Linked DNA regions of Homo sapiens: region 2 is linked to region 1. The links are chromatin contacts, found by Hi-C or POLR2A ChIA-PET in ENCODE. All regions are on one chromosome and are shown on one strand. The core of a region is the stretch at or near the end of the contact, and the rest is flanking DNA. Distances in the headings are between cores, read along the strand shown.

Region 1 (5,108 bases), core at 1,131-3,630:
GGTGTGCACCACCATGCCCAGCTAATTTTTATATTCTAGTAGAGACAGGGTTTCACATTGTTGGCCAGGCTGGTCTTGAACTCCTGACCTCAAGTGATCCACCTGCCTTGGCCTCCCAAAACGCTGGGATAATAGGCGTGAGCCACCGTACTCAGCCTCCATTTCTGTCTCTCTTGATGTCTTTATTCTTCTGTTTCTGTTTTTTTCTTTTATGGGGCTCTGCATGCGTCCTCTTTTGTCCCTTTCTGTTTTTCTTTCTATCTTCTTAGTGGTAGCTCTGGATTCCTTATATTATTATTCTTTGTAAAGTGCTTCTCCACTGTCCTGGGGGCAGTGCTTCTATTAGACCATTGCCGTGGTTGGACCTGGGCTTACGAGTGAGCTAGGTGAGAGGTCTCACAGCCATTGTCTGTCCTCTGGCGGCTATTTCTGTGGTTGAAATAGCTAATACAGAAGCAGACATTTCCTTTGGAAGTGCCTGGGATGGTCAGCAGCACTACTTTGTATACCTGAGTCCTGGGTAGGTCTCCTTTGTAGTGTCATCTCCCTTCATTGCGGACTTACTATCTGCCAGGCTCTGTGTTAGCATGTGGCAGATGGAGCCGATGTCAAACAGCTCAGCTCTGTAGTGGATGTGATTCCAGACCCTGAAGTGGCAGTACCAGCCTTGCCTTGCCCTAGAGCTTTGGATCCTGCTGCTGGAGTTTTCTGTCTGGACTCCAGGCTTCCACGGCACTTTTATCTTTATCTCCCTTAGGGCCTGTATCACCTGACACAGGAGTTAGTGGCACAGTAGAGAAGTTTCATCTGCCTACTATGTTCTAGCTTTGAGAGTGGAGTCTTTGCAAAATTTGATCCTCCTGCTCTAATTTGCTGTTTTTTCATCTTCTCCTTTGCTTAATCTTTTATATATCAATTTTGTTAGGAGGCTTGATTTTTATTGTTTGTGGAAGAATAAGGCTTTCTAACATCTTTTCCCTTCCTCACTTTTTATATTTAGTAAATGCCAGAAGTGCTTATTCTTTATAACCAGTTCTTATTTATCTGTGGTAATAGGAGTAGGGTGAGCTTGAAATCAGTTTCCAGGGAACAAATTTTAACTAGTTTTAACATTTTCTAACTAGCAGATTTCTTAGCAATGATTGTTAAAAACCAGTCTGTTTTAATTTGGCTTCTTTTTGTTTATTTCTAGTCTAATCAACATTCTGACTACTAGTAAAGTGTAGCCATAAGCAAATCTGATGATAAATAACTGTAGAAATGTGTTTGTCCTTATAGTTAATATTTTAAAAGCTAATTAGAAAGTTATTTCACTTTCCCATTGTTTTTTCTATAGAGTTATTTAAAATATAAGGCCTTTTCCTTGATTTGTACCTTAAACATTGTAAGTTTGAATGATAATTCTTTTTTTTCTTTTTAAATATCCTTTCACAATATACGTTAGAATGATCATGCCAATTTTCATTATTCTGGGAATACTTTGTGTAATAATTTCCACTATAAATCCAATTTGGAGATGGAAAATGAAAATTGGTTTGGTAAATGTCCCAGAGTTATTTTGAAAATGCAGGAAATTTGGTGAGCTATCTACCTTGGTTTCTCAAATGTGTAAATATGAAAAGAATTATTGGCTTGTTGCCTTCTTACTGTGAAAAGTTCCATCAAGGATATATATATATATGTATATATTTAATTTAATTTTATTATTATTATTTTTTTGAAATGGAGTCTTGCTCTGTTGCCCAGGTGGGAGTACAGTGGTGTGATCTTGGCTCACTGCAACCTCCGCCTCCCAGGTTCAAGTGATTCTCCTGCGTCAGTCTCCCGAGTAGCTGGGACTACAGGCGTGTGCCACCACGCCCAGCTAATTTTTGTATTTTTAGTAGAGACGAGGCTTCACCATGTTGGCCAGGCTGGCCTCAAACTCCTGACTTCAAGTGATCTGCCCATCTTTGGCCTCTGAAAGTGCTGGGATTACAGGTGTGAGCCACAGCGCCCGGCCAAGCACATATATTTTTAAAATGGGCTTTTTTTCCTTTCTGCTGTAGAACTTTGCATGTAGTTTACTGTCATGTATATTTGTGAATATTGCTTCCTAATGGCAGAATTTAGTATTGCTTTTACAACATCCTTTGTGATATAGGCAAAACATATCACATTTATTATATCGTTTATGACATTCATTAGTATTTCATTTACGGTTATAACTAATTTCTTGCCCCCAGTTTTTCTTCATAAGCAAATCTCTTTTTTTTGGAATGCCCTATTTGTGCCAAGTAGTTGCTAGTATTAGCAGTTTTCATTAGTCAGGTCTTTGTTTGTCTGACAGTTACCAAGTAGCTTCAAGTGTGCCTTTGAAGTTGGCAGTACTGCCTTTGAAGGTGACTGCCTGGTGACAGCAGCAGTGCTTTGCAGTTAACTAAGCACGTCACCAGTGACATGCTATTTAACCTTCTTATTAAGTAACCTTTTGAGACAGATGTGGGTACTGAAGCTAAGAGATGTTAAATGTTTTCTGTGAGGCTACATTATATTTAGAGTTTGTTGGAATTTCAGAGGCCATCTGGTCCAGCCTTATTCCTGATGCCTGTAGAAATCTATTTTGGAACAAAGAAAGACCTTTTGTATCTTTAAATATTCCTAAATCTTTTTCTCTGGAAGAGTGATTAAAAGATATAAATTTATTCTTTCCCCACTCTAATTTTCTTGATATGAACTTGCAGACCCAGAACATTTTACCAACTTTGAGAAGTGTCTTTCTTCTATGAATAGCTCAGAAGAGATTTGCCTTCTGACTACCTTTGCTCAGATGGCTCAGGCCAGAAGAACCAATGTGGACGAAGACTTCATAAAAATTATTGTTCTGGAGATATATGAGGTTAGAATATGAAGTTTTATAAATCAGCTAAAAATGTTTTCTTTTGGATTGTCCATCTGTTGATTTTTTGGGGGATTGCTTTTACAAATTGTGACTTATTTAGCTACTGTCTACACTTCAGAGAAGGGATAGAGAATCAGTGGAACATTATTTTGCTACAGGGATTATTGAAAATGTGAATTATATCCATTCCCCAGTACTTATTATCTTTTGAAATTTGTTGCACCAGTTTCAGTAAGGGAGAGACAATGTGACACAGCCTGACACAGTTTTTATGATGTATGTTTCCCTCGCCCCCACCCCTTCAACTAAACTCTTCCACTCTGGCTAGTAGCAGAAACCTAGCTTCCCAGCCAGTTTAAATGAGATGGTGGGAAGAATATTGAACCTGGAGTTAGGATACCTGAGTTTTAACTCTGCTATTAATTGGCCATCTCACATCAAAAAAGATAACTTATTACCCCAGGCTTCATTTTCCTCATCTATAATATGAAATTACAGGCTGGGAGGAGATCCTTGCATTCTTCATCTTTTCACTGAGCCATCCGTGAAGGTGGAGGGGAGTGAAATTTGGACCCCTGAGCATCTAGGGACTAGCCCAAAGTGGTTACCAAAATGTTCATTGGAGTTTTTTGTATATTTAAAAAGCCTTGCACATTTTACACTTTAAGCTGTCATTTATCTGTTTATCTGCATACAAAATATCTCCTCCAAAGTATTCTAGTGTGCTCAAGTAAAATTATGTTTGAAGATGATTATTTGGGTTTTATTATCTTCCCCTAATAATCCAGTTTGAGAATGACAAACCTGGATGTTCTTTCCAGGATCAAATACTTGATTCAGCTGTTCCTATACTGGTACTTCATAACCATGCATAAAGTTAAGATCTCGATGGATCTGGAATTCAGACTGTCTTCATGATCTGAAAAACTTGGGGAGAGAAGACATATTTTCACAGACATTAAGTGACATTCTCAAGATCTGTTGCTAAAGTAATATTTATGCTCTTGAGTAAAGTTTCCAGTGTTTTGACCAGGAGTCACAATAAAAATTACATTCTATATTACATTCTGATCCTGTGTGTGTATGTACAATTGAAGCAATACTTAATCTACCTGTGATACACTATTACATTTTTCTATTTTATTTTATTCTGTTATTTTTCTGTATATTCCATTGTGTTAAAAAATACCATTGGCATTAATGGATTGTAACATACACTTTGGAAGACATAATTCAAAAGGAGTTGGTAAACAATGTTTTAGAAGGTCTTGTAGTTAGGGTTCTTATTCTGTAGGGGAAGCTAGGCATTTCCATGAAATGCATTCTGATTTTCATCATTGTAGTGATTTCCTCAGATTTAGAAAAGTTTTGAAACTGCAGGAACCATTTTATTGTTACCGACAGACTTTGGGATATACTTTTTGAATCCACACTTGAAGTCATTGTTATAAGAAGTTGCCATTCTCTTATATTCCTCTCCCTGCACCTTTCGGCCTCAGAGTAGACAGTTGCCTGTATGAAGTTTTAACATTTTTTGGAACATAGTGTCAATTAAGGCTCAATGTAAGATTCTTTCTGCTTTGCTTGAAAAAATGATATAAGTGTGTTTTGACTGCTAATTGATATTAAAAGTGCCATCTTCTTCCCCCTTCCCCCCATTTAGGTATCTTATGTCACCTTGTCTACCAGAGAGACTTTTTCAAAGGTTGGTCGAGAGCTTTTAGGGACTATCACAGCTGTTCACCCTGAGATAATTTCCGTCCTTCTGGATAGAGTTCAAGAGACCATTGACCAGGTTGGAATGGTAAGAGCACTGATTTTGTTTGTTTTTGTTTTTTCAAATCTTGGAGTAATGGAACATTGGCAAAAATAGGAAGGTTCTTGGGAATGATCTTGTCACTAGGGGTATAAACAGGATAAAAGGAACTAACATTTACTGTGCCAGCCTCTGTGTCACTCACCACACCAACTTGGGATTAGCTGCTGCTTATAAAAAGATGTGATTGTTTCTCTCAAATCTCAAGGTTGACTTGTCCACCTCGTTCAATAACATATTTTTACTTTACTTATGACCTATAGTTAATTAACAATTTTTATTTCATAATTTGTTTGGCTTTCATAGTTTTTATATTTTATACTTGGAATAAACAACTGACAAAGAAGGTCCTATTTAAAGTCAGCCAAAAGCAAAATAAATAGTATGTAGTAACTTAAGTTGAGGAGGACA
Region 2 (5,108 bases), core at 1,927-4,426, 140 kb before region 1:
TCTCTTCACAGATATTTTTATTTTATTTTATTTTGAGATGGAGTCTCACTCTGTCGCCCAGGCTAGAGTGCAGTGGTGCAAACTCAGCTCACTGTAACCTCCACCTCCCAGGCTCAAGCGATTCTCCTGGCTCAGCCTCCCGAGTAGGTGGGATTACAGGTGCTGCGCCACCTCCGCACGGCTAATTTTTGTATTTTTAGTAGAGACGGGGTTTCACCATGTTGACCAGGCTGGTCTCGAACTCCTGACCTCAAGTGATCTGCCTGCCTCAGCCTCCCAAAGTGCTGGGATTACAGATGTGAGCCACCCTGCCCAGCCCTTCACAGAGATTTTCAATTTTTATGTGCAAAATTGTCTGCTTATAAAGTGGCTAGCCCTGTATTCTATCAAACTTTTTGTTAGAAAAAATACATTGAGTGATTTTAGAAAATACTTATGAAATACTAAGTTAAAAAAGCAAGACTCAAAATTTTATGTACAGTAAGAACTTACTCTTGCAAATATATAGTTGAAAGAGAGTATGCCAAAATATTCACAGCGATTATCTTAAATGTATTATGTCTTAAATATATTAAATAATTTCATTATTTCATAATTGCTATAATATTGTTTAATTTTGTTAGTGTCTTAGTATGTTTTCTGTTGCTTATAACAGAGTATCTGACATCGGGTAGTTTATAAAGGAAAAGAATTTATTTCTCACAGTTATGAAGGCTGAAAAGTCCAAGGTTGAGGGGCCGCATTTGTGCCAGCCTTCTTGCTGGTAGGGACTCTGTGGCATGGGGTGTAACATGGCAAGGAGGTTGATCATGCTAGTTCAGGCCTCTCTTCCTCTTCTTCTTCTTTTTTTTTTTTTTTCTGAGATGGTGTCTCACTCTGTCTCGCCCAGGCTGGAGTGCAGTAGCACTCTCGGCTCACTGCAGCCTATGCCTCCTGGGTTCAAGCGATTCTCCTGTCTCACCCTCCCAAGTAGCTGGGACTACAGGCGTGTGCCGCCACACCCGGCTAATTTTGTATTTTTAATAGAGATGGGGTTACATCATGTTGGCCTGCCTGGTCTTGAACTCTTGACCTCAGGTGATCCACCTGCCTTGTCCTCCCAAAGTGCTGGGATTACAGGCATGAGCCACTGTGCCCAGCCATCTCTTCCTCTTCTTATAAAGCATAAAGCCACCAGTTTCATCTCCTGATAACCCATTAATCTACTAACCCATTAATCCATGAATGGGACTAGTGGCCCTCGTGACCCAATCACCTCTTAAAGATCCTACCTCTCTCAATACTGTCTCATTTCAGATTAAGTTTCAACAAGAATTCTTGGAGGGGGCAACATTCAAACCACAGAAGTTAGTAAAATATCCTAAATATGTCCCTTGGATATAGCACACACTTTGTTTGTTTTTTTACTCACAATACCTGCCCCAGAGATGAGCTGTTTGAGGAATGAAGAATATTTTCCAGCAGCGTGGATGACCATTTGCAATTAAAAACTTTGTCACCAGATGGCGGAAGAGGGTTAAAATTCAGGGAGCTTAGAGTCTGAGTCGCGAAAATCAAGCACAATGTACTGTGAGAGCTTGTGAAACGTTCTAATAACTTAAAATTATACATGTATTAAAAATTAAAATGTGACAATTAGAATTGTATCTAAACTATTTTTCCAGAATATTTAAAACTTCCAGGAAAAACCTTAGTGGTGTCTTCAGCTCTCCCGCTTCTATGTCCCCAGTTTGTGCCATTTCTTACCCCCTGCAGTTAAGCCTAGCTTCCTAGTGCCTACCACGTCCTCTGCTGCCCCTTGATGGTTCTGCCAGGCTTCTCTGCCTTCCTTCTAATCTCACTGCTTTCAAAGGATATGAGCAAGTACGTAAATGGATGCATCCCTTGGAGATGCTTGGTGGCTGGAGGCCACCTCTCCATCTTTGCAGTTGTGGATGACTTTATTGGTGGGAGTTCATCTGAGTGGGGCTGGCTGCAGTTTTATGGAGCAGAACTTGTTCCAGGTGCTTCACATAATTCTAGCAATTGCCCTTTCACTGTGTCTGGGTGTAGCTAGAACCTGCTCCAGGGGTGAGTGCTTGCTTCTCCAGGCTGGGCTGGTGCCAGTCTTGGCAACCTTGACCTTTATCCTCCCCACTTTGAGCACCTATTCCTCTGCCCAGGATGGATCTGCCCCAGGAAGGATGTCTGTCTTTGCATCTATTTAGAAGGGCAGAGCTCTAACCTTGAGCTCTTCATCCCTTAAATAAACTGTGATCTTGGGCAAGCCATTCAACCCCTCTGGGCCTCAGGTTGGGCTTCGGGCCTGTCGCACCAGGCAGTACTTTGTCATAAGCCCTGCATTACTATTAAAAGTCATGGCAAAAACCGCAATTACTTTTGTACCAATCTACTACAATGCAGAGAGGGGTCTGACCTGCCCTGGGGTTTTATTTGTGAGGGTGGAAGAGTGGAGGGAGAAGAAGGAATCTTGGGCCCCTCTTGCTGGGGTGGAATGGGCAGGGAAGGGTCTTGCCTTTTGAGAATGGAAAGGGAGTCAGAGAGCGGCTGAGCTCCTGGAAGCCCTGTTAGGACACCACCAAGTGACTAGAGTCAAGGGGAAACAGCAGAGATGACCTCTCCATGACATTTTAGACTAAAACGTGACCCCATTCATTAAAAACACCTGCAACAACAAAAAGTAAAATAAAAAATGAACCGTCCCCCAGGGCCTGATCTGCAGCAGGTGCCGGTGGGGCCCGCCGTGAAGCCAAGGCGTCTGCGGGAGTTGTCGGCCCCAGGCCTTCTGTAGCTTAAACCGGGTCCTCGCGACCATCTGATCAGATCCCGTCTATCACCCCGCAGAGCCTGGATTTCGTGCTGTCCAGGGGGCCTTGTGGGCAGGAACCCAAGCCAGGACCAGTTATTTCCAATACCCAAAGACTTCCAGAAGGAGGCAGCTAGCTTCGGGCTGATATATTGATCGTGGCCCGACGCTGTGGGGCTTTAAATGGGCCTGGGTCCGGGTGCGGGCTGCAGCCCCTGGCCGGGTGAGCGCCGAGGGTCCCGCCCAGGTCTCGCGCAGGGAGCGCAGAGCGCCGACGGCGGCCGTCGCAATCGGGAGTGGTTTAGGACCCGGGGGCGGCTTCCCTGCGCGAGTGTGGAACGCAGAAGTTGAGTCTGCGGAGCCGCGGGCAGTGGCAGTCAGGCCTCCCCGCTCTGTGCTACCTGCGGCCCGGCTCTCCTCCGCGCCCCCACTCGCGCTGCGATGACGCGCTCACTGTTCAAGGGAAACTTTTGGGTAAGTCGTGGGGCCGACAGCGGATCGCGGGGCTCAGGACCCGGCCCGGGCGGGAGGCCAACGCGGCGGGCGTGGGGGGCTCCCCAGCTCCGGCGCCACTCGGTGACCGCGCGCCCGGGGGCTTGGCGGAGCTCGCGCGTGAAGGGATCGGGGCCCCAGCCCCACTGCTCGAGGGGCAGACTTGGAGCGGACGCCGGGCTGCTGTTCCCTCTCTGTCCCCCGCTACCCACCGCGTGCCCGCGAGTCCCGGGGGCTCGGACTCCAGGGCCCACCCTCTGCCGCCCGCGCCCCCAGCAGCGCGTGCTCCTGAGGACGCAGAGAGCCGAGACACCTTAGAGTCAGGACATCAACCCCTCCTCTCACAGGCGAAGCAGAGACCCTTAGGGAGGCGAGACCCGTCCGGGGAGAGTCTCTGCCGGTCCCTGGAGCTGAGCCGTGAGAGGATCTGGGGGGATCTGGTGTGGGGGCTTGTGAGCTTTACCGGGTTGACAGCAGCAGCTGCCCCCCGGGATCGTCCTTTCCAGGAAACGTACAGCATAGAGGGCTTCCCTTTGCTGGAGCTTTCCCTGTTCTACAGCCTTGTTTCCCGAGCCCCCTCCCCAGGCCATTGCCCCAGCCCTTCCGTCCAGGCCCCATAGCGGGGCTGATGGTGTGGGAGACCCTATAAGCTGGAGGGGGTACCCCACCCAGCCCGGTAGGGCCAGCCCAGCCTGGAGGGAGCAGGTCTGCCTGTCCCCCTCCTCTGTCTAGTCCTCTTCCCTCTGTCCTCTCACTCCCCAGGTGCCCCTCAAGGTCCATGCCCCCTCATTCAGAGGAGCTGTCCTCATCCCTTTAAGACAGGAGCAGGAGGCTGCAAACCTCAAAGTTGACCGCAGCTGCCAAGGGGCCCTGACTCCTTACTGGGGCTCCTGCTTGCCTCCCCCCACCACCCACCCAGGTAGCTTCACAGCTGCCTAGATGGTCCCTCTACCCCACGTGGGCTGCAGGGTAGAGAAACCTGGCTGGGGACCTCAGGGACACAGTTGAGACTGTGCCTGTGAGTCCCTTCACTGGAGTTTGTGAGGTCCTTCTGGGGCACTACTCACCCTAGGGTGCAGGGTGGTGGCAGCCTCACAGAGGAACCAAGGGCACCACAGATGGCTCTCACGGGAGGCTTGCGAGTTTTTCAGGTAGAATGGAGGACTGGGGGATCCCATGGCAGGCACTGTGGGAAAAAGGCTCTGTATAATACAAACTGGAGAATGAGATGTGGGCCCCAGAAATAAGGAAGTCAGCAGAGGAACTGGTTCGTGGAGACATAAGGAGAAGGAGGCAGACGTGATACTAACAGTATTTAGTTCAGGCACAGTGGCTCATGCCTGTGATCCCAGCACGTTGGGAGGCCGAGGTAGGAGGATTGCTTGAGGCCAGGAGTTCGAGACCACCCTGGGCAACATAGTGAGACTCTGTCTGTCTCTACAAAAAAATCTTAAAAATTAGCTGGGCATGGTGGTGCATGCCTGTAGATATAGTTACTTGGGAGGCTGAGGCAAGAGGATTGCTTGAGGCCAGGAGTTTGAGGTTGCAGTGAGCTATGATCACATCACTGCACTCCAGCCTGGACGACAGAGTGATTTGTGTTTGTCTCAAAAACGAACAAACAAACAAACCCAACCAAACAACACAATCCTCAGTATTTAGCCACAGTTTTAGCACTGGCAAGGCTAAGGCCAGGCGGGCGCTAAGCCCCTCCCCACCAGCCTCCACCCCTCAGCCCCATGCCAGGGATGCTGGATACGGGGAGGTCTTAGCGGAGAGGGTGACAGGGTGAAGACAGGGTTCCAGGCCA

Evidence for each region. A loop is a pair of places that touch in the nucleus more often than their neighbours do. ChIA-PET counts read pairs that join two places held with the same protein, here RNA polymerase II (POLR2A). Pooled maps may share reads with other maps.
Region 2: a map of heart right ventricle shows a loop between it and region 1 (4-fold over the local background). The contact joins the promoter of PSTPIP2 here to the enhancer-like site in region 1. A Hi-C loop is called at or near these places in 30 of 168 maps with a recorded cell type or tissue (A673, B cell, CD4-positive, alpha-beta T cell and 19 more), 26 of 37 single-sample maps with no recorded cell type and 25 of 50 pooled maps. POLR2A ChIA-PET finds 5 or more read pairs at or near these places in 7 of 52 experiments (BJ, CD4-positive, alpha-beta T cell, GM12878 and 4 more).

What each region holds. Positions count from the first base shown.
Region 1 is chr18:45,928,446-45,933,553 of GRCh38, reverse strand. It overlaps EPG5 (ectopic P-granules 5 autophagy tethering factor), which reads left to right. Exons shown (of 44, transcript NM_020964.3): 12 at 2,724-2,878; 13 at 4,545-4,685. Among named protein-coding and RNA genes, the nearest start is that of EPG5, 36 kb to the left of the region's middle. Within about 2 kb of position 2,380, at least 2 of the 41 ENCODE cell types and tissues checked have a DNase peak (open chromatin) inside an H3K27ac peak, as active enhancers do; they include heart right ventricle, where a contact is called at or near this core.
Region 2 is chr18:46,070,328-46,075,435 of GRCh38, reverse strand. PSTPIP2 (proline-serine-threonine phosphatase interacting protein 2) reads left to right here and starts at 3,176. Exons shown (of 15, transcript NM_024430.4): 1 at 3,176-3,280. The coding sequence starts at 3,248. RefSeq lists silencers at 2,881-3,040, 3,171-3,220, 3,261-3,640 and enhancers at 2,770-3,271, 4,491-4,550, 4,591-4,690.